Linked DNA regions of Homo sapiens: all the other regions are linked to region 6. The links are chromatin loops, found by intact Hi-C in ENCODE. Cell type or tissue: heart left ventricle. All regions are shown on one strand. Links, peaks and the distances in the headings refer to the core of each region. The heading gives the core; the rest is flanking DNA.

Region 1 (5,097 bases), core at 429-4,428, 150 kb before region 6:
TGGCATTCTTTTAAATTGTAATATACTCATGAAAACAGCTGTAGTAGTTTGTGTACCAATGTATGTTTCTTATGGAAAACTTTATGATCACAGATCTAAGGGGAATAACTTTGTATAGTATTGTATCAAATACAATAAACTCTGGAGAAGCCCGCAAGTATGTGTTGAAATGATAAGGCAGAGCCTTGGGGTCATGATATAGATGAAATACACTGATCGACGGGGATTTATAAAATCTGTGGGGGCCTCAATGCACGGATTAACTGCTCCAGCTTTGGGTATCAGTCATTCCTCATGACTTCCTGACTGTTCCTTGTTCCTGTAGGCCATATTTTAAAAAGATAGATAATTACTTTTTTTTTGCAACAAAAATTGAAATATAATTCATGTACCATAAAGCTCACTCATTTAATGTATACAATCCAGTGGTTTTTAGTGTATTCCCAAGGTTGTACAGCTATGACCACTGATTCTAGAACACTTGTCACCTCAGAAACCCTGTATCCATTAGCATCACCCTCCGTCCTCCTGTCTCCCCTGCCCCTAGAGACTACAAATCAGCTTGCTCTCTGTATAAATGTGTCTCTTCTGAGTATTCACTACAAGTGGGCTCAGCTAATATGTGGTCTTTTGTGTCTGGCTTCTTTTAGCCTAGTGTTTTTAGGGTTCATGTTGTAGCATGCATTAATGCTTCACCCTTTTTTATGGTTGGATACTATTCCATCGTATGGATAAACCACATCATCCATTCATCAGTTGATGGACATTTGGGTTGTTTCCGCTTTGAGGCTATTATGAATAATGCTGCTGTGAACATTTACTTAGAAGTTTTTGTGTGGACATATGTTGTCACATCACTGGGGTATAACCTAGCAGTGGAATGGTTAACTCTGTTTAACCTTTTGAGGAACTGCCAAACTCAGTAGCTATACCATTTTACATTCCCACCAGCAGTGTATGGAGGTCCTGATTTCTCCACATCCTCACCAGCACTTGTAATCATCCATCTTTTCAATTACAGCTATTCTAGTGGGTGTGAAGTGATATCTCATTTTAGTTTTGGTCTGCATTTCCCTAATGACAAATAATGAGACGATTACATGTTGCTAAGGACAACTACATACATGTATTTGGTATTTTTTAATATATTTACCGAAATGCATTTTCTTAAAAAAACCCCAAAAAACAGTTACCTTGACTTTCCCCTCCTTACCCTGTAAGGTGTTACAACATCGCTAGAAATGGGCATATTCCGAGGACATGGTTTGGACATTTCTGACGTGTACACTGATGTGCCTGAAGTCAGCAAGGGGATGTTTACCAGTATGAAGTCTTGATGAGGAGAATAATAGTAGCAACATTTGTTCCCCTCCCCTCCCCTTTTTCTTTTCTTTTCTTTAATTTCCTTTTTCTTTTCTTTTTAAGATGGAGTCTTGCTGTGTCCCCCAGGCCAGAGTGCAGTGGTGTGTTCTCAGCTTACTGCAACCTCCATGTCCCATGTCCCGGGTTCAAGCGATTCTCCTGCCTCAGCTCCCGAGTAGCTGGGATTACACAGGCGTGCGCCACCGTGCCCGGCTAATTCTTGTATTTTTAGTAGAGACAGGGTTTCACCATGTTGGCCAGGCTGGGCTCGAACTCCTGACCTCAGGTGATCCGCCCGCCTCCGCCTCCCAAAATGCTGGGATTACAGGCGTGAGCCACCGCGCCCGGCCTGTTCAGGCCTTTAGAATGTATAAAAGTGCAGACGCCTCACTTGAGCGTGGCTGAGGCTGGGGAAAGAGGTGTGGCATCCCTGAGGCTGAGAGCAGGTGGCTTACGGAGCTCCCAGAGCAGCAGGAGGCACTTCAGGACCCCGCTAGCAGCTCTGCCAAGGGGCTGTGGGTGTGGGGATGAGGGCAGGGCTGTAGCCCACCTGACAATCTGTCATCCGCCTGCCGATGACACCCCCAATAAATCCATTCAATATGAACCAAAACTGCGCTTTCTGGGAGTGCAGCTTCCCTCTCATCTGCTTCAGGGAGCGCTGCAGGTTCGCCAAACATCGGAACAGGAAGGAAGCTCTGGGCGTAGTGTCCCCCGTCCAGCTGATACCCTGGGCCAGAAAGGGGCAGTGACTAAGTGCCACAGCGAGCTGCCTTTAGAAGCAGCCAGGCACCTCCTCTGCTGTTTGAGGGAGGTGATAGCAGCAGCCCCGTCTTTTTCGGAGGGGTCGGTTGAGAGGTAGCCCACCCTAATACCCACAGCGAAGGTGGCAGGGCCTGTCGTCTTCACCTATCCTAGGGGGCTTCGCCTCCTTGTCTCCTCCTGGATGTGCCTCGCCCGGGACGGGAGGATGCAGTCCGACCTCCGGGAGGCAGAATCCGCGCGGTGTCCGGGGCTGGCTTTCCAGGTGCCCCGTGCCCGAGGCTGCCCAGGGGGGTCAGTGTTGCGGGAGCCGGATGGGGGCTCCGGTGCAGGCACAGGTTTTGTCCTGTGCTCCGGGATGTGCGCTGCGGGCTCCGCGGCTGCGGTCAGCACGGGGCCCCCCGTCTGGAGAGGAGGGGCCGCGGGCGTCGGGCGTTGGGCGGGGCTGGCCCCTCCTCCGCGGCGCGGTCCCTCCCCCGCCCGGGGCCGACACACGGGCCGAGTGCAGTGCCCCGCGCGGCCGCCTGGGGGCGCCGCTGCACCGCGTCTGCGCGCCCGACCCCCGGCCGGCGAGGTGCGCGCGGCTGCAGCCCCCAAGCCTGAGGCTCCCGCGGGGTGTTTTTTTTCCTCCTCTAGCCCCGCCCGCCCTTGTGGTTTCGAAAGCACTGAACTGAAAGGCAGTCGGCGGGGCTGCGGCGGGCGGTCATTTCCTTCCTGGGCCGCCGGTAAACCGGCTTTGATGAGCCCTTTGGACAAGGCGGGGCCGAGCCGCTGGGACGGGCGATGCGGCAGCACGGTCGGAGGGAGGCTGCGTGGGAGGCCCGTCGCTCCTGCCTGGTCCTCCCCGGGGCCCCAGCCACATCCTTTCCAGTCCGCCCGGTCCCCGTCACACCCGGCGGGCCTCCGCAGCCAGTGTGGGAAACGTGTCTGTTGGAGCCGCGTGGTGGGGGTGGCCCCTCGGTATCCTGGCGCCGGTGGGGAATTTGGCAAAAGACCCGAGGCCGCCAGAGGCCGGCTCCGGGGGCCGCCCTGGTGCTGGGTCTGTCCCTGGCGCTGGCCTGGAGCCCGGCGTCCTTAATTGCGGGAGGGACTCGGATGCCACCTTACAGGCCTGTCGCACGCGACTGTCCTCGCGGTGAGATGAGGGCTTCCCAGGCCTGTACCTGGGGCGGGAGGCCTCTCCCTGGGAGGAGGAGCCCGGCCGCCTGCTTGCTGGAAGGGCCGCCTGGCAGGGCCCGAAGGCCTCCCTGCTGCCCTTCCTCACAGCCTTCCCATCCAGGGCTCTTATCTTTCGCCCTGGGACCACTCACACCGTCGTGTGGGTTGTGGAAGACAAGTCAAGATGACCAGGGCCTTACCCGCAAGCCACAGGGACCTTGACTTCACGGCTCTGACTCTGAGAGGCCACTCTAACTACTTGCCTGTTCTGAGCAGTGGAGCTAGGCCTCATCAGCTGACAGAAAGCCTGCTGTTAAGTTAATGTGTTTTAAATTAAGGCCATTGGTTTTATTTATTAGGGCGATGACTGTTAAGCAGCCCCGATTAAGCCATCCTCTGCTGGTGGGACTAGTCTCCCAGAGGCTGGCCCCTGCGGCCCTGCTCAGGCAGGCCTGGGGATAGCACAGCTGTGCTGCCGGGATAACAGATGAAATGAGACAGCTCACAGCCTGGCACATGGCAGGTGCTTGGTCAACGGTGGCTGCTAATAATGGTACCGGAATAGGTGTGTTGGGAACTGACACCCTGCTGTTGTCACTCTAGAAAGCGCATACCTGTTTATTCACCATGCTGATACCGTTGATTCAGTTGGAGGGCAGTGCAGCTAGCTTGCAAAACAGCTTTCTGGCCAGGTTTATTTCCGGTGTCCCCGTGTTCTTGCAAGTCTTCAATTCTCCAAACTACGGTGTTTTTTCCTTCTCTGACACTCCTCCCTCCCCTACCTCTTGGCAATATATTGTTTGCCTCTCTCTGAAAGCACAGGATGCCTTAGCCTTATTTGATGTTCAGGGGCATCCACACTTTCTCTTTCCTGCTGGAAGGAAGAGGCTCATCTTCATCACGTCCCTTCCCCAGGGGCCCTAGCCCTACCTGGCCCTGGACAGAGGCTCTGCAGTGCTAGCCGGCCTGTGCTCTGGAGTGGGAGCTGCTGCTTGTCAGGATGATGAAGCCTTTGTAGTCTTGTGTAGATGACAGAGTCGCCTCTATGAACGTTCCTTAGTTTCTCGAAGGTTCCAATTCAAATTTGTTTATAGTAAATGGTGCACAATTATACAATTTCTGGTCAAATTTTGATGTTTTGTTTCCCTCTTACTGGTTTTTGATTTGTTTTCTTGGTCTGATTGCACACAGTAACTGTTTATAGTCATTTTTGGGCATCAGCCAAGTGTAAGCTGTAAATGACTTAAAAAGGCCGGGCCTCTGGGGAGACGCTCATGGATCCACATAGCCCCACATACTCCCAGAGCCTGCTCCTATGCCTGGCTGCCACACTATCCCCCTGAGTGGGGTCTCTAGCCTCACCCTCTGTGGCTGTTGCCTCACTGAAGGCTGTGAGGTGGCCCTGCTTTTGCCAGAGCATCACAGCAGCCCAGGATGTGACCTCTGTGTGACCGCTCAGGTGGCCAGGCTCCCTGAGTCCTGGTCAGCGTGGGATTCTGCAGGGGCTTCATAGGCTCAGCAGGTGGATTTGTCAGTCTGAAAAACCTGCACAAGATCAGGCATAGTGCAGGCTTTGCTTAGGGCACCCTTGGCCACCTGCTGTCTAGGGGGTAGGAAGACACAGGGTCGAGGATTGTGGGTGTGCCGGGGCTGCTTTGTGAGGATGGAGAGGCTGGCTGGGGGGCAGGGAGCTTGGAGGATATACACCCATGATACGTGGGTAGCATGTGACCTGCCCACCTTAGAGATGAGGGAACTCAGGCAGCTGGAGCCACAGACTGGCTCTGTCTTCTGTCCCTGGCAGGAGAGTCATGA
Region 2 (5,097 bases), core at 680-4,679, 100 kb after region 6:
TGTTCTGGAGACAAGAGAGAATCCCCCCACCCAACCGTCCTGAGACATATGAATCTGAGGGGCTCAGGGAGACAAGAGTTTCTGAGTAGGCCTAGAGGGCCAATGGGAGGAAAAACCAAAGCGTTGGGTGTGGGAGCCCAGGTTTAGGACCTGCAAACTGAGCTGGGTGCCAGACTCCCAGACTGGACAGTCTCCAGCCAGCTAGTGATCAGATTTTATTCTTTCACTTATGATCATTTCACATCCATTGAACCCTTTCCTTGTGCCAGGCCCTGTAGCAATGCATTATACGATCTCATTTAATCCTCAGGGCACCCTTCGAAGGTTCTTTTGTGATCCTCAGTTTAGAAATGAGGAAACGGACACGGGGAGAGGGTCAGTCACTTGCCCGAGATCACACAGCATGTACACAATGGGACTGGGATCTGAACTCAGATTCTCATTTTGAACAATCATGCTCCTCGCCTTTGCTCAGAATCATCTGAAAATAGGGAACGTTTGCTTTAGGAAAGTAAGATTAGGGGAGGTGGACATGAACGGGGTACACAGGTCTGTCCCAAACACTCTGATCGTGGCATCATTCAACTCCCTGATATCCTCCCCTTCCCTCCTCTTCTACCTCCTCTCATGCTTTTTCGTGTCACAGTCATCCCTTCCAACCAGGCTAGTCCTGACCCCCTGCCTCTAGCGAGGGCAGGGAGAAGGCTATCTGCAGACCGTCACTTTTATCTCTCCATCAACACTCGGTCTTCCCTTCCAGATTTGGTGCTATGTTCACAGCCTTCAAGAAGCCTGCACAGGTTCATGTCACTCATGTATTCATCCAATACCTGATGAGCACCTATTTTGCGCCAGGGACCATTCCAAACCCTGGGATGCACACAGGAATGAGCTGCGTGACCTACCCTTAAAAAGCTCACAGTCTAGCTGGGGAGAAGGGGAGTGGAACAGAGTAGGAGAGACCAGGTGGTCCTGCAACAGCAGCTCTCAAGCTGAAGGACCACCTGGGGATCTGATTGAAAGCTCTGGGGTGGGGCCCAATGTCCTGCCATTCCAACAAGCTGCTGGGTGCTGCTGCGGGGGCTGGGGACCACTCTATGTGTACCAGGAGCCCTGAGTATTCCAGCTGCTACCACACAAATGAATGCCTGGTGCTGGGACGAGGGGAGCTCAGATAGGGAATAGGGGTTTGGGAAGGAGCTGAGTGAGGCCTGAGCCAAGTCCTGACCTAAGTGGAGGGGAAGTGATCTCGGTTGCCTTTTGGAAATGAAATGCATTCAAAACCTCACCAAGGGACCTGGGCTGGCTCTGTTTCCATCCCAGAATGCATACTCTATTTCTTCTGCGTTGACTTGCTTTGAACAAGTCACTTGCTTCTGGGAAATGAGGAGGTTAGGCACAGAAGTTGAGCTGAGGTTCCCTCCGGCTCTAACATTTTTAGGAGGCTGTGGTTCCCACCAAAACCAGCAGATCAACTCCATTTCTTGGCACACTCCTAGAGCCTGTAGACACAAGGGACCTAAGAAATGATGCAATCCGATCTCTTCATTTTGCAAATGAGGAAGCAGAGCCCAAGACGAGGTAATTTTGCAAGATTACATGGTGGGCCTGCGGCCAGACCCAACCCCAGACTCCCAACTGCCAGGCCTCGCTCCTCCCACTGGGGACCCCGTGCTGCACAGTCCCAGGAGGCTCCTTCCCCTTGTATTTCCTCTCCCATGTGAAACCTCTCCCACGGAGTCGTGCACAGGGGTCCTGCCTTCCGTGGTCCCAGACTGTCATTCAGAGTGAGACACATAACTTGCCTGGGAGGAATTAACTAAGCTCTTCCATGAAGAGCTAGCTGCCAACCATCAAAAGAAAGTATTCCCAGCCTGCCAGATTCTCATGGAGGGAAATTACAAGTCTTAGTAATGATCATCACAGGGAGCTCGGAGTAAACACAAAGTCTGTCTCTTTTTTAATCTCAAGTGATTGATGTGAGCAGTACAGCTTCCCTGGTGCTTTAAGGATAACAAAGAACAAATGGAACTTGGTGTGCCGAGTGCATTCGTGGAGGGTGGCATGTCACTGGGTGTTGATCAGATGCAGATGTGGTACTCACACCCACATGAACACAAGGGCTCACACAAAACGCTCACGTGTATAGCTCACGCATGTACACATGCACAACTGCACCTACCCACATTCATTCCTCAGTACTCAGGAGTGATCAGGGGCAAGGCTGTATTTAGCAGAAGGTTCTGGGCACAGTGTGTGCACAACAAATGCCCATTTGGAACTCTGAAAAGCAAACCAATGCACCCTGTAAGCTGAAACTGTATCCCTTTGAAAAACAAACCCCACCTCTCCCCCAGAGGATTAACTGGGTTTACCTCATCCACTGTTTTAATTAATATAGGATACAGCTGGCAGATGGAAGGCTGACGCTTGAGTTGCATGAATGCAGAATTTCAAATATGTCAACAAGGTTTAATGGGCATTGTGATCAGAATGCTTTGGTTAAATAAACAGGTGCAGCAAGAAATGCCAATAAGCACACAGTGTGTCAGGTGTTCACCTACGGGGAGGCAACCTCCCTCCCCCTCCTGCCCTTGGCCACTGTCCAGGCCAGCCCAGCTGTGACAAAGGGATTAGAAGTCCTGCCCCAGCTCGCCCAGCCAGCAAGCCCACCACCTGCTGGCTGTCTGAGGCATCCTCTCCCCTGATGCAGCCACACCACACCCCTCCTTACTGCAAGTGAATTCTGCAGACATTAGCAAAACTTGTGGGAATGTGGCAGGAGGGCTGGGACTTGTGAGCTGGGGCTCTTGCCCTCAAGAAGCCCCCAGTCAAGCCGAGAAGACAGGTCTAAGCCCAAGAAACCAAATTCTTCTTGTGGGCTGAAGGCTTCTCTGTACTTCATCCTGCATGTTCACTGAGTCAGCCATGCCCAGCAGAAATAAGAGTTGTGTCAATGGATGTGACATTGGCCAAGTGCTCTGGGAGGGAGGGAGATTTCATCTGCTGGAAAAATGGGGAAGGCTTAACTTTGGTGGTCTTTGGGTTGGACCTTGGAGGATGGGAGGAAGTCAAAAGAGAAACTTGGGAGGGGAGAGAGGCAAAGGGAACTCAGAGGTTGGAAGATGTCTGCACAAAGGCAAATCAATGGTTTGACTCAGGGGTCAGGGCTTGACATTGGGAGGGAGGGGGAGGATAGAGAAGCATCCCTGTTGAAGCCAGAGGAGAAGGTGGTGTGGATCACACAGAGACCTGAACAGCCTGTAGAGGAATTTCAGCCTTACTCTGTGGGGCAATTGGGAGCTAAGAAAGGCAGCTTTACACAGACCAAGGCCGGCTAGTCTTGAGTCTGCGGTTGTCACTGAGTAGCAGGGATTGTGGCAGCATGGAGGCGCAGGGTTAGGTGGCAGGAGCATGCCCACATCACACTCATGCCCCTTTATATTGACTAACACTAAATTCGCACTGTGATGGAGATGGCCCACTGGCCCAGGTGGCCGTTTGGCAGATCCGTTTCTTTTCCTCTGCCTCTATTGAAATGTACATGAACGTGATTGAGGATAACTGCTCCGAATCAGCACTGTCTGGCTCAAGAATATGTCTGGGGAACCCCAGGAGCCCTTAGCCCCTCGGTTTGAGAAATACTGTCCTAGCTACTCTGCTATTCCCCTCGGCTTACAAAGACCACCAGAGAACTCCAGATCTATATCGCAGCTTTTTGGTCCAGGTCAAACTGATTTCACCACACTGCTTTTGCAGTTATGTCACTGGCCACGTTGAGGGGCCTTATAAAGAGGTTAATGTGTTCCCTGAAAAGATTCTGTTGAGAATGTGCTCTAACATGCCAGCATTCCTTCACTTTAAAGACCTAAGTGAGAAATGCCTCAGGCCCTAGAACCAAGAAGAGTTGATGCTTTCCTGAAAACTGGTCTTTTCTTACCATTATCTTGGTCTCAAAACTGATCACATTTTCCTCTCTGCATTGGCTGGTAGGAAGCTCAGAAGCAAAAATATGGCTCACCTTTAACAAAGTGCATAGGACCTTACCATGCAGCTTAGAGGCTAATTTTATTTTAGTGTCCTCACTTTACTCTTCTTTCCCATCCAATTTCTTTGCATAAGTCTTTACAATCCTATGCCAAATTTATTTTTGTGAGCCACCAAGAATCATATGAAGTGGGGCATAACAAAATCAAAATTAATCAGGACTCATGGGCATTAAACTGGAAGAAATTTTAGAGAGAATCTAGTCTAACTCCTTAAATTACAGACAATGCAATTAAGACTTTGAGAGGAGTAGCGTGTCAGGCTGCCTCAGTGAGCCTGGGGTTTTGGGGAGAGCCTGGATTTCCACCTGGGTACCCTGATCTCACCTTTCCTTTCTGGTGTGCCTCCAAACCAAAAAATCTAGAAGACTTTTCTAACTCTTGCATGCAGTCTCATGAAACCATCTCTGTTTGAAATAATCAACCCATCCTGTCACTCTAGCTTCCTCTAAGGGATTCTCCTTGCATCACCAGCCAGGTTAACATACCCCTATGCTCTCTAGCCAAAGCCGGGGGAAGGCACCATCTTCTGCACTGCAGTGGGCAGGACCCGGACATTGAAAAAACATCCTGTTTTATGTAAGATCGTTCTGATGTGTACTCTAGACCTTGAAGTGAGCTGGTTGTCAGTGGTGATTAAAACTCAATGCAGAGGATGCTCTATTTTACCATCCAGAGGAAGGGCGGGGGACAGGTATTTTATAATAAACCTTGAGAGAGAGATTGCGAGAGAGATGGGGATGACAGCTTTTCTCCTGTGTTGACTCCCAGGCAGCAGTGAACCAGCCCCTCTGCCTCATTTGGAAACTGTAAACACCCAGCGGCATTATCAGAAATTCACCAGGGATGAGATGTCTAGTGAAGAAGTAGTTGGGTGGAGGGGACAGTCAGTGATTTTTTTCTCTTTTTTCCCCACAGCACTCTTTTTAAAAACATGACATGGGCTCTGCTGAATGAGCTAGCTCACAGCCAGCCTTTGGTGGGGGTCTTCTGGGGCTCTGGGGTAAGTGTGTCCAGCCCAGCCCCTTGGTGGGTGAGTGGGCCTAGGCTC
Region 3 (5,097 bases), core at 557-4,556, 230 kb after region 6:
TATTTATTTAGTAAATATTTTTGGAGCACCTGCTTTATGCCAAAGACTATGCAAGCCACTGAGGAGCAAATGATGAGTGAGACAACCTTGGTCCTTACCTAATGAAGTTTACAGCTGACCACACTAAAATACCTTTTGGGAGGCTTCCTAGTTTTATTTCTGGACTTCACTGGAGTTGGCTTTCACAGATAGCCAGGCCCATCAGAGAGCCTCGTCTGAAAGTTCAGGCGACTTGAAAGTATGGACAGCTATGAAATGGAGCCAGCTTGGCTGGTCTTGCACCCCTCCTACTCCCCAGGCTGTTTCTCCATGAAGACACAGCTTAGTGTACAGAATTGGTTCTAGAAAGTCTGTGGAGATGATCTTGTGTTCTCTCCCTGGCACTCCCACCTAGAGTTACCAGATTTAACAAATAAAAATACAGGACGTCCAGTTAAATGTGAATTTCAGAAAAACAATGAATAAATTTTTTTAGCGTAAGTATGTTCCACGCAATACTTGGAAGACAATGACATTCAACTTGACTGGGTGTCCGTATTTTATCTGGCAACCACTATCACCCACATTCCTAACCCATCCAGTTGCCCTGTGCCCATCGTACTGCTCAGTCCTGCCCTGAGGCAGCGCCTTCCCCAGAGCAGGAATGCAGAATCAACCTGCTCCCTTCCAAAATACCCCTCTCATGAGGACTGTACTAAATTTGAAGTCTACTCTAAGCTAGCTGTCCCCAGGTAAGAAATTCAATTCAGCCGCCTTAAGTGAGCTCTGACTCCAAGCAAGGAAAGATACATGTTGAGGAGGACACAGAGATGAGTGAGACACAGTTGCTACCCTAAGAACCTGGAGGCTAGCATGGCAAGGGGGGTAAGCGATTCAAATAGTTGTAATAGAAGACAGAAAATGACAAATGACTTAGGTTCCAAGGGAATGCAGGGAGGACAAGAACACAGTTATTAAGTACTTTGGCGGTGGGAGTCTTGAGAGTTTCCTGGAGGAGATGGCCTTCACAAGCGACTAGACTCATGACAAACCTGTGAAACATATACCTCAACATCCCCACAACCCTAGCACACATCCCTGAGAAGTCATGTCACAGCTTGGATGTGGTCATCACAAAGCTCCCGGCAGTGCCCACAAATCAATCCCAGTCGGCACCCCAGATGAAGCCCGCACCATCCTTGACCTAGAAGGGTGCCTCATGCTGCAAAAGGGGCATTTCAGAAAGGGCGTGCCAGTTGGGGCAATCAAAACCACCCCAAATCAGGAGAAAGGCCTGTGTGTTTGGAGAGCCCCAAGGAGTCTTGGGTAGCCAGAGGCAGGGGCTCCACACTGGTTGTGTAGCTGGAAGAGTGCCCTGAGGTACATCTAGGATGGAGCAATGGAGAGTCCAGGAACCCAGGGAGCTTGCAGTTCCATTGGAAAGCCAGGCTGGGGACACCTGCTCTCCCTGGAGGTGGGCCTCCCTGCCCACGGGCCTGCCTGGGTGCCGCTTCTGTTTCTGACACTCCATGGACACTGGCTGTGCTGCTTGAGGGAATGCCAATCACATTCTCAGTAAATATTTAGCCATATGAGGTTTGTGAACAGATAACATTTCAGAGTCTGCTTTGTGCTTGTACGGCCTTTAATAAAGGAGAAGAAAGGCTTCTCATTCATTGCTTCCTCGTTAACATGAGTGAGCATTTTCCAGCCGGGCAAACATTTACTGCAGCAGTAGTGGGGCCCAGCCCTGATAATGCCCTCAAGGTGGCCAGAGAAGAAAGCCAAAGGCTCTGACTGACTGTATGCCAAGGAGGAAGTAGCAAAGCAAATGCTCCTCAGGGGTCTCAGGCACTCAGTATTGGAGGGATTCTTTGGTCTGTGGTGGGACCCTGGGGATGATCCTGCACACTACGCACATTGTCCCCAGACCATCCCAGCACTGAGGTCTCTGGAGACAGAAGAGCCGCCAGCTGGTTAATTAATGCTCCCCCGGCAAGCTGGGCAGACAGGCTCCAGCTGCCTCCAAGCTGGTCTATTAGCAGGTCTAGGCTCCCTGTGCCGGGCGCAGCATGGAGCTGTCAGGGAATGTCTTTGAGAAATTAAAGTGGCATTGCTAAGTGGGTACACATAACAGGAGTGAGCCAGCCTGCCTCTCTCTCCTCCTTCTGCCTGACAGTGTCCCCACTCTGATGCCCAATGCATGAGAGTGTGTTTGTCCAGAAACGTAATTAAAGCTGGCTGCCAGATGGGACCAGTGTGTGCCAAGTTTCAGGCCAGGCAGGGGCAGGCCCCTGAGCCCCTCCTGGGTCCATTGCCCTGGTGGAATCTTGCTCTTGGATGCCCCTGGACCCCAGAAGAAAAGTAGAAAAGACAGCACTGGTGAGGCCAGGCCAGAGCTTTAGGAGTCCATCCTGTTCCAACTGGCAGGAACTCTGCCCAGTGGGCTTAGCCCTCTCCTGGCCTGAGTGCCGTCCCCTTTCCTGAGTCCTCCTTGCCTTGATTCTGATCACCCTGTATGTTTTCACCTGCCTTGAGCCTCCATTACTAGGTTTTAGAGGTCTGGACTGTGATTGACATGACCCTGTTTTCACGAAACACTGGGGCCCCATGGGAAGGGCCCAACACGGGCATCCTCTCTTCTCCTCCTCCCTCCCACCAGAAGGGCTGAGCTGGAAACCACAGGAAGGGGCCGGGCTGGTTTGGCTGCTGAGGCTGAGCGTTGGAGCTGGGGAAATCAGGAAACCCAGGCCCGATTCCAGCATGAGTTGGAAAGATCCCCAGCAGCCAGGGCATTTGATAAATAAGACTCTGAAAACCTGTGATGGCAAAGGATTTTTAGACGTTCATTAAACTTTAAAACCTTTGTTTTGAAACACAGTCCTCCCCATGAGGGGCAATGTGTTTTAAAATTAATCTTTATAAATATAATGCATGCTCATGGGCAGAAATCAAAATAATGCAGAAGACTGTGAAATGAAAATAAAGGTGTCTGTGACCCTCCCACTCATTGGAGGTCAACCGTCAACAGCATCAGGGCAATTGGGCTTCAAAGAAACAAAGTCAGAATTGAAACTACAAAATTCAACTAGACTCTGAGTGGTACGTTTGGGATGGAAAAGGGAAGTGTGTGTGCGCGCGTGTGCGTGTGTGTGTGTGTGTGTGTGTGTGTGCACGCGCATGGATGTGTGTAAGCACAAGCCATGTTTACTAACGCAGGCCCTGCCCCCAACTGCCAGGTTTCAGATTCTAGCTCCTCTATTCATAACTGTGTTGCAAGTTAGGCAGTTTGCTCAACTTTTTGATTCCTCTCTTTTTGTCATCTGTAAATTGTGAATAATAATAGTACCTACCTACACAATTGTGCAGATCACAGTATTTTTTAGCTCATGAAACATTGGTGAACCTGCGAAAGGCTTATCAGTCTGTCCGTGCATGCCTATCAACCCCACCTCTTTCTAAAACCAACAGGAATTACAGTAACCCCTCACATGTATGTACCACTATATAGTTTAAAATGACCTCACTTCCCTGGCAGGCAGCTGTGTTATCTCCTTAAGAGGTGAAGATATGGAGACATAGTGACTTGTCCCAGGTCCCATGGCTACAGAAGGCAAATCTGGGTCTAAAACACAAGTGGTGTCCTTTTCTGTGCTCCCAGGGAACCTCAGAGCTCTGTCTGGGCAGTGCACGCTGGGGCAGGTGGCAGCTGGGCAGAGAAAGAGCTCCTGCAGTTTCCTTGTCTTCTTCCCCTTATGATTTTGGTGTGGCCATTGGGACACAGCAATCAGGTCTCTTGACCCCAGCTTAGGGGCAAAAACACACAAATTAATTAATGTATTTATTGTTAGAGACAGGGTCTTGCTCTGTAACCCATGCTGGAATGCAGTGGCGTGATCACAGCTCACTGCAGCCTCAAAATCCTGGGCTCAAGTGATCCTCTTGCCTCAGTCTCCCAAGTGGCTGGGACTGCAGGTGTGAGCCACCTGGCTAATTTTTAAAATTGTATTTTTAAAGACAAGGTCTCACTACATTGCCCAGGCTGGTCTCAAACTCCTGACCACTAGCGATCCTTCTGCCTTGGCCTCCTAAAGCGCTGGGATTACAGGTGTGAGCCACCGTGCTCAGTCAAAAACACCTTTATTAAAGATTCTGTCTTCTTTCCTTCTCTCTTCCTTATTGAGCTTGTATGGTCTTAATCAGTTTCATTGGTCGACCTTTTTTACTTTTAAAAAGTGATTGTTTTTGCTGATTAAAAAAGTAATACCTGAATACTGTTGAAAATACAGATAAGCAAACAGAAAATAAAAATAAATGTCAGAGTAGAAGTGTTTTCTGCCTTCCTGGAGTTGTTTCTGAGGTTCCCACCATGACCAGCGGCACTCAACAATAGTGCAGAATCTTCAGCTGGGGGTCCCCATCAGCCCCTTCCAGCTTCTGCCTACAACCTGATACCATAAGAAACTTTCCAAGATTCACAGGATTCATGATTACAATGACTTCGATCTGCAAATGGCGAATACAATTGGACAACAGCATGACTTAATAGTTTTTTAAGCTGCTTTTTAATTTAAAAATCCAGGTGAGAACTCTACCCTTCACGTGAAATTTGATGAAGTTTTTGGAAAAATTCATTTGGTCAGTGCACTTGAAAATGCCTCACTGCATCCGTTCTAATTCTCTTGGATATTATTATCAGTGGGCTGTTTTTATCGAGACAGCAAACTTACTTGTTGAAATTAGTTTCAACAGACTGTTCTGTGCGTCACAGACTCAAAGACCAGGAGGGAGAGAGCGGTATGTAAGCCCCAGTTACAATGCTGGACATTGAGCGTCGTGATAAATATGTGTACTGAGCGTGGTGGGAGTGCCCAGAACAGGACACCGATTTCACCCAGGTGCGGGGGGAAGGAAGTTCTGACGAAGCTTTACTGAGGAACTGGACACTGAGCTGGACCTTGAATGAACATTAGGAGTTTGTCAGGCAGAGACCGGATGGAAGGCGGGGAAAGAGGCTTGGCAAGTAGCTTGATGTGGCCAGGGCAGAGGGGGATGCCTGGGGTTAAGAGGTGGGGAGGGGTCCGCAGAATCAAGAGATGCAGCTGAAGGAGCAGGTAG
Region 4 (5,097 bases), core at 446-4,445, 240 kb after region 6:
ACGGTTCCTCGACTCATTTTCACTGTTGGTGTGTCTTGGAGCTTCTGTCCTCGTCTCAGCAACACTGGACTTAGATGGGCATCCTGACTTCTTGAAATGCTCCTTTCTGGAGCCACCCCCTCCTTGCTTTCCTTTCACCCTATCAGTTGCTCCTCTGTAGGACCCTGGGCTGATACCCCCTCCCCTCCCCTCCCCTCCTCTCCCTTCCCCTCCCCTCCTCTCCCTTCCCCTCCCCTCCCCTTTCCTTCCCCTCCCTCAGTGTTGGCAAGCCCTGGGCTTACCTTGCTTTCTCCTCACCTCTCCCTGTACTCTTTCTCGCATATCAGGAGGTCACAGCCATCTCCACTCACTGACTCAAACCAGACCTACACACTCCCCCATCTTCATTCTGTCCTGAGTCCTGGGGCTTCTCGCCCCACGGGGGCCATTTGACTCAACTGCCTTCTTCTCCCCATCTCCAGCGCCAGCACCACGACCCACTGGGGTCCTGCAATAGGCTTCTGGCTGGTCTCACATCCATTCTTAACCTGCACACCACCTCGCAAGTCCATCTTTGCCAGCAGCCACGTGATCATCTCAACCCCTCGGTGGCCGCCCCCTGCCTGTAGGATAAATCCAGACTCCCTTCCCGGCTTCCCAGCCCTGCAGGACGCACCTCCTACCTCTCCCTCCAGCCTCACCTGAAGCCATTCTCCCCTTGTGTCACTGGCCTCTCAGTGTCCCGAGTTCACCGAGCTCTGCTCCCTGCACCTGGCAAGACTTCCCCTGGTTAGCTGCTCTTCCTTTGAGGCTCAGCTTAAGTGTGTCACCTTTTGGTGAGACCACCTTCCTGACTCTCCTGTTATTTTCCATCTCAGTCTATGGTTTGTTTTCCTCATGACACTATGGCTGAGATTGTGGTTATGTGACAGAGTGTTTGCGGTTTGACTCTACCCTTCATATAAACTCCATGACGGCGAGGACCATGTCCATCTCAGTTGCCATTGTATCCCTAGAGCCCAGCACCCTGCCGGACACATAGTAGGTCTTTCAATAAAGGTCCATTGAATGAATAAGCAAATCTCCATTTTACAGATGGAGGACCTGAGGGTGACAGTGGTCGAATCACTTACCCAAGGTCACACGGCAAGTAGAGCCAAGACTTGACACCAGGCAGCCTGATTCTAGAGATGGAGTTTATATGAGATAAGTTGCAAGAGAGGGATGAATTGTTATTGTGTACATTTGAACTTTCCCTACCTACAGAGAAGGAACAGAATCCCATGCTCTTATTACAGTAGGAACCAGACCTCTCTGAAGACTTATCGTCCCTCTTAGTGCGTCTGATCTAAAGACCAAGGAACTGGGATGTTACCCTTGGAGTAATTTGGTGCCTGCTTAAACCTTCTGCATCTGCGATGAATAAGAGAGACTTTTTCAGGATTGTTGGTTAGGAGGCAAAAAGTTCAATTTGTCTTGCAGAAATGTTGAGCCTTTTAAATGTTCAGCTCCTTCCTTCTCACTGGATAAAGTTCACCCTTTATTAAACAGTGTGACTACAATAGGGAGCCCTTGAAGGTAAGGGAGCAGGGGCTGGGAAAACTGGGGCTGCACTTTACAGCAGTCCCTTCAGCTACAACTACAGGAAGGGGTGACTTGTTGCCGCCATGTCTCTGGCGGGGGTGGGGGGTGGCAGACCAGGGAGGCATTTCTCTCCAGCCCAGCTGACGGGAAGCGCATTGTGTGCTAGGAAGCACGTGTTCTTCCTTCCTTTCTTCCTTGTGCTTGTGTAGAGAATTTTCATAACTTATCCTCTTTCCATTAAGATCCCAGAAGTGGGAGGGGACCCAGTAGTGTGGAGGAGGTAGGGGAAGATAGCGGTTCCTACACCCTTTTTGGTTTCCTTTGAAAACTTTGAAATACGAAATACACACAGTAAGCCACACCTCTAATAAATGTCCTGGATTAGATTATTGCTGAGCAAATGTTTACATGGGGAGGAGCTTGAGAGGCGCGTATTTCCCCACTCCACTGATGTCGGGCTTGGTCCTGCGACTTGCCTTGGCCACTGGAATGTGGCAGCAGTCAGAGGACACTAGCTCCAAGCTGAGACCCGAAGAAGCCTGTGTGTTTCCATTTCCCTATCTTGGGCTCCTGCCTTTCACCCTTTGAGACCATGCCTTGGATGGCTGCCAGTTAAAGGAGATTGAGACATGTGGAGAAGCCTGCCCTCAACACAGCCAAGCCCAACTTTGAACAACTGAACACAAACCAGTCGGCAAGAAATAAATGCTTATTGTCTGCCACTGGGTTTGGGGATGGTTTGGTATGGCAACAGCTAATTGATACAGTAAGTGTACAGCTCAGTAAATTGTCATAAACAAATGCACCTTTGCAGCCAGCACATAGCTCACACAGAGCATCAGCAGCACCTGAGGAGACCAACCTCCCTGTACCCTGTTCCAGTTGCTACACCCTCCCTAGGTAAGCACTGACCTGACTTCTGATAGAAGAGTTCTGTCCCTTTTCCTGCTTCAAATAAAGGAAACATACAGAATATCCTCATTTGTGTTTCTTCCACTCAACATCACAGTTGTAAGATTTGTCCTGATACTATTGCTCATAGTTGTAGTTCATATATTCTCATCGCTATCGTGTTAATACACCGCAATTCATTTTCCCATCAATGGTATAGTAACACAATAGCAATGAGAATATATGAGCTACAACTGGGAATGGGAAATAGAATGGGAAAATTTCCCGTTCTATTCTATGTCAGTGGGCATTTGAGTTGTTTTTTTTTCAGACATCATAAATAGCATTGCTATAATGTTCTAGTATGTCTTTTGGTGAATATATATATATATATATATATATATATATATATATATATATACACACACACACATACATACATATTTCTGTTGAGTTTACACTAGGAGTGACATTTTACAAAGGTATATATACGTGTGTGTGTGTATACCTGTATATATACAGAGTCTTGGTTGCTTCACATCATCCTCACCAATACTCACGATTTCCTATCTTTTTTGATGTAGTCATTCTGACGGGTGTGTAGTGTGATTGCGTTGTGGTCTGTGATTTGCATTTCCCTGATGACTGATAAACTTAAGCAATTCTCCATATGTTTATTGGCACTTTGGATACTTCCTTTGTGAAGTATCTGATCAAGTCTTTTGTCCACTTTTTGAACCTGGTTTTCTGTCTTTTTCTTATTGATTTGCAGAAGTTATTTATATATTCTTGGTATGAGTCCTGTATGTATTATAAATATCTTCTTCCACTCTGTGGGTTGCCTTTCTCTGTTCTCAGTAGTATCTTTTGATGAACAGAAGTTCTTCAGGGCAATATAATCCAATTTATCAATATTATGGTTAGGGACTTTCTTGTCTTGAGTAAAGAATCATTATCTACTCCAAGATATTCACCTATTTTTCTATGTTTTGCTCTAAAAATGTTTTTGATCTGTGACTCAATTGGGATTAATTTATTTGTGAGCTGTGAGACAGGGGTTAAAATACATTATTTTTCTATGATTAGCAAGTTGACCCAGAGACCATTTAATGGAAAAGGCCACTCTTTTCCCCACAGCACTGCAGTGTCCCTGTTTTGTATTTGGAATTGACAAAAATGGTTTTGAGAACATGCTTTCAGGCTAGAGTGACGAGATTCACACACCAGCTTTCACAGCACAGCTATGGATTTGGAGTAAGTTCCTTCCTACTTCTGAGTCTCAGTTCCTTCATCTGTACTTGAGAGTAATAAAACTTGCCTTTTCAGAGTTTTTAAAACATCAAATGAGAAATTGTATGCAAAGTACTTAGTACAGTGCCTGTGAATGAATGCTGTAAATGTCTGCTATTATTATTACCATGACCACTGCGATGTTCCTGATGTTAGCAGACCTGAAGTCAAATGGGATTTTCCTGATCTGGGGAACAATGTGTGGTCTGTGCTTAATTCTGCTTCCACGTCAGACAGATGGACCACTTCAAGCTGGTTGTGATCTTCCCCTCTGTCCCCTAGCTATCCTCAGGTACTTTCACTGTAGGACCCTTACAATTTCCAGCCTTTGTTTTCCTGGCCTTTATACGATGTCAACAACCTCCTCAAATATTTACCACTTTTTCCCCAACTCACTACAGCTCTACTTTTGAAGCCATAGTCCCAGCTTCCCTCATGAGCTGGCATTACTGAACATACTTTCCTGGTTTGTTTGTAATACCCAGCCAAGCTGTCGGCCTGTCCAGCAGGGAACCAGAGGATGCTTTTTTAGGACAACATCCTGTCTTTGTGAAATTGTTCTGTAGAGCAACAGCTGAGAAAGAAGCCTGCTTGGCCAACGTCTTTGGCAGTGAAGTTTCAGCTCAATGTGAAACATAGATAAAATAAACACCAGACATTTCACACATCAACCTGGTTAGACATATGTGATCTTGATGATTTAGAATGTCATTTGCCAGTCCCATCAGCAAGGTGAGTTCATGTTCCCGCTGAAGCTGGAGCAACTGGATTAGAAATAAGTTCCCCGAGGTTTGGCTTCTGTCTATGGAAATGCCAATGGCTTATTTGTGTTTTCAGAGGGCTGCAGATGTTACTATTTGTGATCTTCAAGAGCAAGTGAAATGTCTTTCAGGAAGATGGAGCTAGAATGGTCTGATCCCCTACGCCCTGCACGTGAGACCTTGTTAAAGCCGGGGCCGGCCTCCCTGGCACAGCGCTCATTTATTCAGTCTCCACTCATACATGAGGCGTGTGCTGTACAGGGGACACAAAGACAGGTGTTCTCCCCTTCACCATCCTTTCATTTAGACTGTAACACTTAACTCCCAGTATTTTATAAGGTAGCCAGACATTTCTAGAACAAAATCTGGTCTTGTTTTCAGGCCTTTCATATCATGCCTGTTTTTGTACTCTGATTTGTCAAGACTTCTACTGCTGGGTGCAGTGGCTCACGCCTGTAATCCCAGCACTTTGGGAGGCCGAGGCGAGTGGATCACAAGGTCAGGAGTTTAAGACCAGCCTGACCAACATGGTGAAACCCCATCTCTACTAAAAATACAAAAATTAGCTGAACGTGGTGGTGCGAGCCTGTAA
Region 5 (5,097 bases), core at 761-4,760, 320 kb after region 6:
CATCATCTCAATGATAAGTATACCTGTGTGTGCAGGTTGCCAAGGACTTCCGCATACTTCTCTCTCTTGGTCCCCAAGGTGAGCCAGGGCAATTCATAATATCCTTTATTCCACAGGGGCTGGTGGAGGCCAAGCATGAAGGATGGGTGCTAACATTTACTAAGTCCATGCTGTACTTCAAGGGCTTGGGGTTATGATTTAATTCTCACCACAGTCCTGTGAGATGACATTGCTGCCTCCATTTTACAGGTGAGGAAACAGCACAGAGAATATCCAGTGCCAGGTGAGATCATAGAAAAAATAGATTTTCCTAGAGGTTGTTCAAATTCTTTGCACTGTCCCACTCCCTGTCACTCCTGGTATCTTCCATCCACTTCACCTTCCCTTCCTTTTAAGGAAGTGCCCTGAAGTCTCCCCTTTCAAATTCCAATTCCTAATTTTGGTTATCTCAATTCATTCTTGAGAAGAAAACATTCAGAATGAATTAATCCTCAGGAAGAGCAGAGAGACTGCTAGCCTCTTGTCTCCCTGGGGCTTTGCAGAGAGGAGGTGCTTTCAACCTGAAGCGCCTCCAATTTTGGAATCGGGGCCATGGGACTGTGCAACCTGGAGCTGTGACTAGGGCAGCATCTCTGTGCCACTCCTCCCCACCCTCACCCCATCCCCACCTCCCATCTTAACATCCTGTGAGACCCCCAAGCCATAACCCAGAGGTCAATCATCATCACCCCTCCCTCTCCATTCCCACAGGTCCAATCCAGGACCAGTTCTGGCAGGGTACACCTGTCAGACTCTTCCAGAAGCTGCAGCCCTGCCCTAGGACCACCATGCCTCCCTAGGATTGCCCCACAACCTTCCCAAGGCCACCTCATACTGTTTACACCTCACAAGCACCTACTCCCTCTGCCCTCTTGCTTGCAGTACTGGTCACTCTCTGACCCTGCCCAGGCCCCCAGGCCCCCACCCTCTCTACTGCCGCCCCTCTGCCTGGCCTTTCACCTTGGAATTAATTCAACCGCAATCTCCTCCACTAGACTGCAGCCTTCATAAGAGCAGGAGACACAGCTGTCTTATTACCATTATATCCCCAGGGCCTAGCACAGCATCTGGCATATAGAAAGGGCTTAATAAACATTTGTTGGGTAGACAAATGAATGACTGAGTAACTGAATGAATGAGTTAGTAGTATTATGGCACAGTCTTTTAACATCTTGTACTTTTTGCCCCCTGCTTCTTTTTTTTTTTTTTTTTTTTGAGATGGAGTTTTGCTCTGTTGCCAGGCTGGAGTGCAATGGTGCCATCTCGGTTCACTGCAACCTCCGTCTCCCGGGTTCAAGCGATTCTCCTGCCTCAGCCTCCTGAGTAGCTGGGACTACAGTCATGCGCTACCATGTCTAGCTAATTTTTGTATTTTTAGTAGAGATGGGGTTTCACCATGTTGGCCAGGCTGGTCTCGATCTCTTGACCTTGTGATCCGCCCACGTCGGCCTCCCAAAGTGTTAGGATTACAGGCGTGAGCCATGGCGCCTGGCCTTGCCCCCTGCTTCTTTAACCCCAGTGAGCTTCTCCAGGGCCTTCAAGGATCGAGGCAGGGGCTGGCTGTGTGGCTTGGCCTGCTCTCCACCATGGGCCAGGTTCAGCCAACTGTCACTCCATCAGTTTCCCTATCTAACCCTTAGAATGCCCCATCAGCCTTCTACTCTCTTCCTTCCCTCTGCTCTCTGGTGAGGAGAAACAGTTTAATACATCCCCCTTCCTTGAATACAACTCTCCCCGCCCGACCCCTTCCTCAACACTGAGCCTCACCTCACACCCACATCTGCATGGCCCTGCCCAAATTTCCTGGGGCCACACTGGATTCTATTTATCTTCCTTCCTCGGGTCTGACCCTCATTGAGGCAGCTATGAGCTGTAATCTAAGGGATTAAGCATGTGGCTGAGAACTTTGGTAGCCAATGCCCTTGATCTATGTCTCCCTAATGGGCTGCTTCCCCAGAATGGCAGGTAATAAAAGTGCTTTTCATTGTTGTTCTCCAACACTTGGTATTTTCTCAGTTCTCTGCTACAGAGTCCAACTGCAATTGATTAAAACTTTAGACACACATAACAAGGTAATGTTCATGTTTATAGGAAGACTAAAGTGCTGAGATCAATATTGTTGTGCTAGGACCTAATCTCTGGACCTGCGTGTCCAGCCCATGGCTCTGTGGGACAGTCAGCACCCTGGTCACAGGCCCTCCTGAAGACACGCACCTCACAAATCTGAGTCTTGGGCTAAGGCCAGGATTATGTGTCCTATTTTCTGACAAAGACATAGGCGTGGTCACAGGCAGCAGAGCTTTGCAACCCTTAAACAACACAAAAAAACTTCTGCAATTTTCCTCCAAAGGAAAGGGAAACGATAAGAACACAAACAGTTGCTTCTCAAAACAGCCCTTAGTTATCTCAGTGAATTGGAAGTCATTGGTGTCAACATCATCAAAAAGCAGGCACTGAGTGCTCTTGGCAAATACTGCCCCCAAAAGACTCTCTCTAGGGGAATTTATGGAGCAAAGAAGGAACACCAATGTGTTAGGTTTTGCATACTTTTGACTTGTTCTAATTTTTACAATAAGAAGCGTGTTTTGTTTCTATAATTAAAAACAAATCATTTCCCTCTAAATGCTTTCCCCTTGAGGCATAGAATCAATGAACTGCAGGATCTCAAGGAGCCATAGAGCCCTCGGAGATCATCTAGCCCAACTCTCTCTTTGACAGAGGAGGAACCTGGGCTCACAAAAAAAAAAAAAAAAAAAAGGGACTCGTCCAAGATCACACAGCTCAAGGTCACACACCAGACAGAGGACTTTGGAATCCATTTTCCAGACACATTCATTTATGAAACTAATTGTTCCACAGCTAGTCCAATTGGAGCATGGGCTGCTACAGAAAGTGTGGCCTAAAATTTCCCCAAGAAAAAAGAAAGAAGCAATTACTGGTGTGCTAAAAAACTGAGTCTGACCATCCTGAACAGCGGCTTGTAAAAGCTCAATAACTGAGTGGGAAAATGCTGAGCCTCCTGGGATGAAAAAGCAATCTCTGCCTATGTGTCTACCGGTATTCCTATATTCCATCATCTGTGTATTGGGAGAGAGAAAAAAAGCATTTGAGTAAAAGAAACGGTATCACATGAACGAGGGTGGGGAAGGGTGGGAAGGGTGGGGGGTGGGCAGGTCAGGCAATTCTATGGCTTCTCCTTTCTCCAGCTCCAGGGAGAAAAGTCCAAGTTGCAAGAAGACAAGAGAGTGTGAAAGGAGACAGGCCCCCGGAGGCCCCTTGGAAACTGTGGAAGGAAGACACATGGCAACTCAAAGGGCTGGAGCATGATCTTCCCCTACAAGCCAGAGTAAATGAGGGAGACGAGGGAGTCCCTCTGGGGAGGTAAAGCACACACGTAATCACTCATGAGAAAGGCTGCATGAGCTCCATGAAGCCTGGACAACATCCCACTAATTTTTCCTATTGTTTGCTGGTGTCTAATGCTGGCTCCCCAAAAATCACCAAAGCAACCTGTTGATAAGAAACAACTGTATTTATTCTTACCTCAGCAAGGGAGAGTGCTACTTCCACTGAGTCTTAGGGGTGTCCAGGAAGGAGTCAGACAAAGTCAAGGAATGTATTGTATCGGGATTTTGAAGTCTGCTTGAAGGTGAGTCTTTAAATTGGGTGAGTTCCGGGTTAGCTTATCTGGGATTTTCTTGGGTTCCCCTTCCTGGTCCAAGATGGCACCCACGGCTGCAGGTGACATTCCCTCATACAAACGCACTCAGATATAGGAAAAAGCAAGTATTTGGTATTTTTTTTTATGAATGAAGGAAACATTCCCAGATGTCCTCCCAGGCTCCCCTTTCCATCTCATTGGCTAGGGTGAAGTCATATTCCCACGCCTCAGCCAATCACTCCAAAAAGAAAGGAATTCGCATAATTGGCCTAAACTCCTGAGGTAGATTCCAACTCTGATTCCATTTCTAAATTTCCAAGGTTCTTTCCAGTTCGAGAATCCTAAGTTTTGTAAGTAGCCACTCCTTTTTCAAAAAGCTGCTTTTCTGACTTATTTATAGCCCAGTTTTCCTATCCCACTCCCTGCCTTTGAGGCTGCAGTTTGCCCCTGGTGACACGTTTACCATGTGAACACTGCGAACACAGTCCCGATGAGCTGGGTACAGGCCCAGACAGTAAGGGCAGGCAGCTAATTGCAGTTTTACCCTCTCCCTCAGCTTCCCTACAAAAAAGAAATAAAAGGATGTTGGGAAGCAAAGTCTGAGCTGAGAAAATGTTGACTGCAGAGAGTATACTGTTTTGGATTCTCTATGAACCCCAGATCAGCATATACTTGATGGGCTGATCTCTCCAATCTGTCTAGGACTTCTGCAATAACCCGAAATAACCAGAGTTATCCTAAACTAACCCAAGCCAGCAGCCTAAAACCAAATCTGCCTTAGTGCCCAGGCCCTGGATGCCAGCACTTAGAGAAAGGGCAGTCTGGGCCTCTGGCTTTCACTGTGTATGACAGAGCCCTGCCTCCCAGTAAGACGCACACAGTGAGGATTCTCACAACGTAGGAGAGCACAGGTCAGATTCCGGGCAAGCAAACAATCAAAGGCAAATGTCCACCATGTGGTTTCAGAGGCTCTAGCTCTCCCCTCCCAGGCACCACCCTTCACCCTCTGCCCACTCACTCTCAGCACCACTCCCTGTGTTCTCAGACTGAGAAATGTATCCACATGACACACTAGCAACCCACTTTCATCAAGCAGCAAGCACGGAAGGAGGAAGGCAGAACTCTTGGTTGGCCATAATTTCTCATCCACAGAATGAAGAGGAAGAACGGAGCATCTGAGCACACTACATGACAAATGTGGAAGCTGGAAAACCAGCGTGGCTGGCTGCACGGAGGGGGCGTGAGGACTGGCATCAAGTAGATTTGCCCTGTTGCCGATGGCATACTGCCAAGGGGTGTTGGGTTGGAGGGCATCCATCCTGCGCCCAGTCACTGAAGCCCTGAGTGTTCCAGACCCAAGCTAGGGGCAAGGCAGGTGACAGAGAAGACAAACAGTG
Region 6 (5,097 bases), core at 523-4,522:
AGCAGACTGTACCATACAGCCCAGGTGTGTGGTGGGCAATACCATCTAGGTTTGTGGAAGTCACTCTGTGTGTTCACACAAAGACGAAATCACCTAACAATGCATTTCTCAGAGCAAACTCTGTTGTTAAGCGATGCGTGACTGTATATGTGTGTTGTTTTTTCTTTACGATTTGTAAAGTTTTCCAGATTTTTTACTCCAAATGTGTATTTTACAGACAGGAAATCAATTTTCTAAAAAACTAGGAAGATGCTACTAAGTCTCAAATAAAACAAGAGTTAGCAGTTTGATAAGAGTCAAAGGCTCTTGAGAAAGTTCCCAGTTACGCCGCTGGTTCATAGGATTTCTGCATGTTTTTATCAGTATGGTGGTTTGCGTTTCTAATTAATGTTTATGCCTAGCTGGTTGTAACATGCAGTTATGTTTAGTAAAGAAAAACAAGAATGGATGGAAGAATATATGAACATTGCAGGCCAGGCCCAGAACTGGGACTTGCAGCTCAGGTGACCCAGGGTTGCCTCTGCAGGTCACCTAGGTCTCTCTGTAAGATGAAAGGCCAGACCCCCCTATGGGGAGTGGTGGGAGATGCATACAGCTAGAGGGAGGTTTCCAGCCACTTCTCATCTGACACGGTTCAACTGCATGAGAGCCGAATGGCATCAGAGTTGTGTTGGCCAGATAAAATGGGTTGTGTTGTGTGTAGGGACCCTCCTCAGCACTGGCCAGCAGCTGACTGGAAGAAGGGCCCCACTGTGCGGAGGCCTGGGCGGGTGATGCCTCCACGTGGGAGTCTCCATTTTCCTCATTTAAGAAAGGAGGTGGTGTCTCTACCAAGTTGGCCTCATGAGGCCATGAGGATTCCGAACACTGAGGGGCTGGATCCCCGCCAGAAGCGCAGGGAGGACGGGGTCACAGTGCGGAGAATACTGACTGTTCTTGCTAGGTTTGCCCCCCTGGCACTTGTGGCTCTCCTCCCCTTCCTCCTCCCCCTCCTCCTCCTCCTCCTCCTCCCCCTCCTCCTCCCCCTCCTCCTCCCCTTCCTCCTCCCCCTCCTCCTCCCCCTCCTCCTCCCCCTCCTCCTCTCCCCCTCTTCCCCCTCCTCCTCCCCCTCCTCCTCCTTCCTCCTCCTTCTTCTTCTTCCTCCTCCTTTCTTCCTTTTTTTTTTTTTTTTGAGACGGAGTTTTGCTCTTGTTGCCCAGGCTGAAGTGCAGTGGCATGATCTTGGCTTACTGCAAGCTCCACCTCCTGGGTTCAAGCGATTCTCCTCCCTCAGCCTCCTGAGTAGCTGGGATTACAGGTGCCCGCCACCATGCCCGGCTAATTTTTGTATTTTTAGTAGAGGCGAGGTTTCGCCATCTTGGTCAGGCTGGTCTCGAACTCCCGACCTCAGGTGATCCGCCCGCCTCGGCCTCCAAAAGTGCTGGGATTCCAGGCGTGAGCCACCGCACCCGGCCACCTCTCTTCTTTTTGAAGGGCGTCTGGACTCAGCTTTTCGTCTTGCTGAAAATGTGAAGCTGTAAATGAAAGTCGTTCTGGGCAAAACAAAACGAGAGCTCTCCATTCCACCAGGCAAAGGGCAGGTGCCTGTGTGTGTTTGGGATTTATTTTTATTTTCTAATCCCATTGCCAACAGAAAAAGATTCTGTGGAGCCTCTGATTGTATTACCATCCGGGAGCCGTTTATCTGTCGTCTGTGGGATGCTTGGCCCGATGTCCAGGGCTCCAAGTGTCTACTCTCCTCCCCCCGTCACCCCCACCTCTAGGGGGTGTTTTGGAGAATTTGGCCTTGGCCTAGGAGGGTAAGTGCCCAGGGTTCCATTCTGTCTCAGGGTCTTAGGACGGAAGCCAGACAGCTTGATGGTCCTGAGGCAGACAGAGGTGGCAGCTGAAGACAGTGGTGAAAGAAGTGTGGAAGAGGACTTGGCTCCTGATGACCTGATGGGTGGCCAGCCCCCCACCCCAGCTTCTTTGCTGGGGGCGCCCCAGGCCCCTCCCGCTCTGCGGCCCTCCCTGCCGCGGCGTGCCTGCAGTTCCGCGCCTCGCCGGCAGGGGTCTCGCCTGTGTCGCGGCCGGATCTGCACGCGGGTCTAAGAACTCAGGGCCCTCCCACCGCAGCCCCGAATCACCGAGCCCTGGAAGGTTCCAGCGAGCCCGGCGTAGACACCGCCGTGAGGCCCGGGAGAAGGGAAGGGGCAAGTCCAGTGAGAGAGGGTGTGTGCGGGGCCGTGCTGGGGCCAGAACCTTTCAGGGGGTTGGGGGTGAGGGTTAGGTGGGAGTGCGGAGCAAGAGCATCTCTCCATCAAAAACACAACAAGAGCATCTCTCCATCAAAAACACAACAAGAGCATCTCTCCGTCAAAAACACAGCAAGAGCATCTCTCCATCAAAAACGACACAGCACAGCAAGAGCGCCTCTCCGTCGAGAACACTAGTGAATGACAGAATGGCAGTGTATTGAGCTTCCACAAAGAGGTTTTATTGTTTTTTTCAGAGTGATCATATGAAGTAACTTTATTGATTGGTAACTTTATTAATCATAACAAATTGGGCACTTTTGGATAAAGAGACCACGTTTAATTTAAAGTATTCTTTTTCCATAAGAAGCAATACCTATGGTGTTCAAGTCAATAGTTAAATGCTACGCGCCGGTGAAATGCTGCCGACATTAATCAGAAGTAAATAATACAGGAAAGGGGAAGGCTTTAGTCTTACTAAGAAGTGATGATATGAGAGTAAGGGAAGGTGGGGAATAAGAAGTATGCCATGGAATGCTGGTGACAGCTGGAAACGTCACCAGGAAAGGAGAGAGGGAAGCGCAGGGAGGCCAGGAATAATACCATGGTTTCCTCACAGTTTCACCGACGGTGGGAAAATGACCTGGGGGGCTCTGCCATGGTGTAGGTCTGGCTCAGGGATCCCTTGGCCCCCGCTGATAGTTGAAACAGGTCTCCAAATCACTGCTCGGTGGCCCCGTGAGTGGACGCGGAGGCGCAGACTTGGCTGCAGCATTCAGGGATGGACTCTGTTGTTAAACGACAATTTCCTGTTATGTCATTTTCTCCACCATCTGACACACTTTCAACACTCACATACCTTTGAACAGAAGTTTAAATAAAAGTCTGTTGACTTTGCACTTGAGTCCTGCTGTGGACTTCACGTGGCCCTTTGCCTTTGGGCGTAAGTCAGACGAGATGATGATACGGTGTGTAGATATGTCTGTTTCTCTTAAACTTTGGTGAATATCCTGGGGACAGCTGTACTCTCCAGTCACAGGATCAAAGCTTACTGCATCTTCCTGAAGAGTCAGTTTTACTCAAAGATTTAGTAGAGGGAAAATTCGTCTGTTAAAACATATGCTTATATATTATAGAGTTTTAATTTTTCATAAACCATTTAGATAAGACACACTTTGACACACTTGGTTGTGTCCCAGGTCCCCTTGACATTCACCTCTTTCCTATCCATGGGGTCAGCATATTTTGTGGTTTTATCATTCTTGTGATAGTATTTGACCATTATGAACTGGAGGTGTGAAACACTAGTGAGCAGTTGGTTATATGGATGAAATACAAACCAGCCAGTGGTTTCCAAATGCGGCGCAGCCACACCACTATCCCCAGGGCACCTCAAAAGACAGGCTCTCAGGCCTTGTCCCAGGCATCCCAATACTGTTGGTCTCCAAAGCTGCGTTTTGACCATGTACCCAAAGTGATTCTGGCTTGTAGCTAGACTTGCGAATCAAAGAACCAAATGGTTTATTCTAACTGTAGACACTGGGAAAGGGACTGCAAACTGATATTCCACAGACCAGACAGAAGAGGGTTTTTGGTGTGGGGTTTTTTTTGTTTGTTTTTGTTTTTGCCTGTAGCATTTTGTTGTTGTTGTTACTTTGTATTAGTTGCCAACATTTAAAATCAAGGTATTCCGTAGCTTTCCTTTAAAACTCAGAAGTCAGGATGATACTAGGCCTGCCTTTTCTCCAGAACCCCTGGCCTCAGCTGAACAGCAGCAGCCTCTCTCAGGTGGTCGTGCCACGCTGTCTGGATCTCCCGGGTCCCCGCCTCGTCCCCACTGCCTTGCTCTCTGGGAGCTTGAGGTTGTGATCCCCTGCTCAGTGAACACATGGTCGTGTGAGCAGCTGAATCTCACATACCCTTTCCCAGCAGGCAGCATGAGTCCACTGCTGCCCCACCCCCTCCCCGCAAGGGAACTGCTCACCTGGGCACTGCTGCCTGGGAAGTGAAGTATTGTAGAAAGAAGAACTTAAGCTGAGGAATGATTGGGACTCAGAACCATCTCCTCTGCTTGCTACTTCTTGTCTTTGAACCACTTCTTCATACTTCTGTTTCTGTTCCTAGAGCCTCGTTTTCCTCTCATGGCATCTGCCCTCTCATAAAATACACACACACACACACACACACACACACACACACACACACACACACACGGAGCCCTCATCACCGTCATCACCGTCACAGTGGGTGTGTGCTCCCAAAGGGCTTCTACTCATCAGTAGATTTCATGGGCCCGACCTCCCATTTTCCTTTCCCCATTGCTCCCATTCTAAACTGTGGGTCCATCTGTATGTAATGTCTAAAAAGGCGCCCAAACACCAGTTGGAAATAGTTGTTATAGGAAAATGTATTCAGAATTCCAAACAACAGACTTAAAGTGATGAACTTCTAGTGCGTCAAACCTTTCTCCCCTCGTTGGAGAGGCCACAGGGTTAGGCAGGAGCATAGGGACTCTCAGCCTGTGCTGGCCTTTCTCAGTAATCAGAAGCATATGACCCCAGCTAGTATTTTCAGCTAGTTATGCCAGGGACTGTCTTTTATTCCATGAGGTCAAAGGACACACTTGGAATTGGTCACCTGACAAGATTGCATTGTTTCTCTAATTTTTTTTTCCCTAGTTTCTCAGGGCCTGAATTTCATTCCTCTTGCCCAGTGACTTCCCCTTGATGGATTCTAAAGGTCTCACAGAACAGCACCTCTTCTGTCATTTATCTGAGTCTAGGTAAAGGCACAGCGACAGTGAATGTAAGGGCCTTTAAAAGGCTTCAAAAGACAAAGAACATGTTCCTATTTAAAATTAATT

What was found. A loop is a pair of places that touch in the nucleus more often than their neighbours do. Peaks named below come from ENCODE experiments on the same cell type or tissue, not always from the same donor. Only the 100,000 strongest peaks of a DNase experiment are listed, where the experiment ranks them.
Region 1: it touches region 6 in a loop (4-fold over the local background); 67 of 110 quality-filtered maps call a loop at or near these places.
Region 2: it touches region 6 in a loop (10-fold over the local background); 59 of 110 quality-filtered maps call a loop at or near these places.
Region 3: a loop joins it to region 6, with 2.2 times the contacts of the local background. A loop is called at or near these places in 16 of 110 quality-filtered maps.
Region 4: a loop joins it to region 6, with 2.3 times the contacts of the local background. A loop is called at or near these places in 16 of 110 quality-filtered maps.
Region 5: it touches region 6 in a loop (2.1-fold over the local background); 10 of 110 quality-filtered maps call a loop at or near these places.

Annotation. Positions count from the first base shown.
Region 1 is chr3:195,257,766-195,262,862 of GRCh38, reverse strand. The region is part of intron 1 of XXYLT1 (xyloside xylosyltransferase 1); the gene reads left to right. LOC124909475 (a long non-coding RNA gene) reads right to left here and starts at 2,516. Exons shown (of 2, transcript XR_007096225.1): 1 at 1,214-2,516. RefSeq lists a silencer at 2,328-3,267. In heart left ventricle, for the core only: a CTCF peak has its summit at 2,647 (motif pointing right); DNase peaks (open chromatin) are centred at 2,112 and 2,932; H3K4me3 peaks cover 1,964 bases; H3K27ac peaks cover 2,545 bases.
Region 2 is chr3:194,999,694-195,004,790 of GRCh38, reverse strand. No RefSeq gene overlaps it. Among named protein-coding and RNA genes, the nearest start is that of XXYLT1-AS1, 92 kb to the left of the region's middle. In heart left ventricle, for the core only: a CTCF peak has its summit at 2,677 (motif pointing left); DNase peaks (open chromatin) are centred at 1,660 and 2,640; H3K27ac peaks cover 237 bases.
Region 3 is chr3:194,877,741-194,882,837 of GRCh38, reverse strand. No RefSeq gene overlaps it. Among named protein-coding and RNA genes, the nearest start is that of LINC01972, 110 kb to the right of the region's middle. RefSeq lists an enhancer at 1,938-2,438. In heart left ventricle, for the core only: no CTCF peak of the experiment used is centred there; DNase peaks (open chromatin) are centred at 2,036 and 2,687; H3K27ac peaks cover 3,323 bases.
Region 4 is chr3:194,864,442-194,869,538 of GRCh38, reverse strand. No RefSeq gene overlaps it. Among named protein-coding and RNA genes, the nearest start is that of LINC01972, 98 kb to the right of the region's middle. In heart left ventricle, for the core only: no CTCF peak of the experiment used is centred there; DNase peaks (open chromatin) are centred at 1,679 and 2,045; H3K4me3 peaks cover 473 bases; H3K27ac peaks cover 2,264 bases.
Region 5 is chr3:194,782,794-194,787,890 of GRCh38, reverse strand. The region is part of intron 3 of LOC105374292 (a long non-coding RNA gene); the gene reads right to left. Among named protein-coding and RNA genes, the nearest start is that of LINC01972, 17 kb to the right of the region's middle. RefSeq lists an enhancer at 4,059-5,097. In heart left ventricle, for the core only: a CTCF peak has its summit at 2,526; no DNase peak of the experiment used is centred there; H3K27ac peaks cover 1,076 bases.
Region 6 is chr3:195,103,549-195,108,645 of GRCh38, reverse strand. The region is part of intron 3 of XXYLT1 (xyloside xylosyltransferase 1); the gene reads left to right. LOC124909476 (a long non-coding RNA gene) reads left to right here and starts at 2,103. Exons shown (of 2, transcript XR_007096226.1): 1 at 2,103-5,016. RefSeq lists a silencer at 2,046-2,215 and an enhancer at 4,809-5,097. In heart left ventricle, for the core only: a CTCF peak has its summit at 2,042; a DNase peak (open chromatin) is centred at 2,085; H3K4me3 peaks cover 260 bases.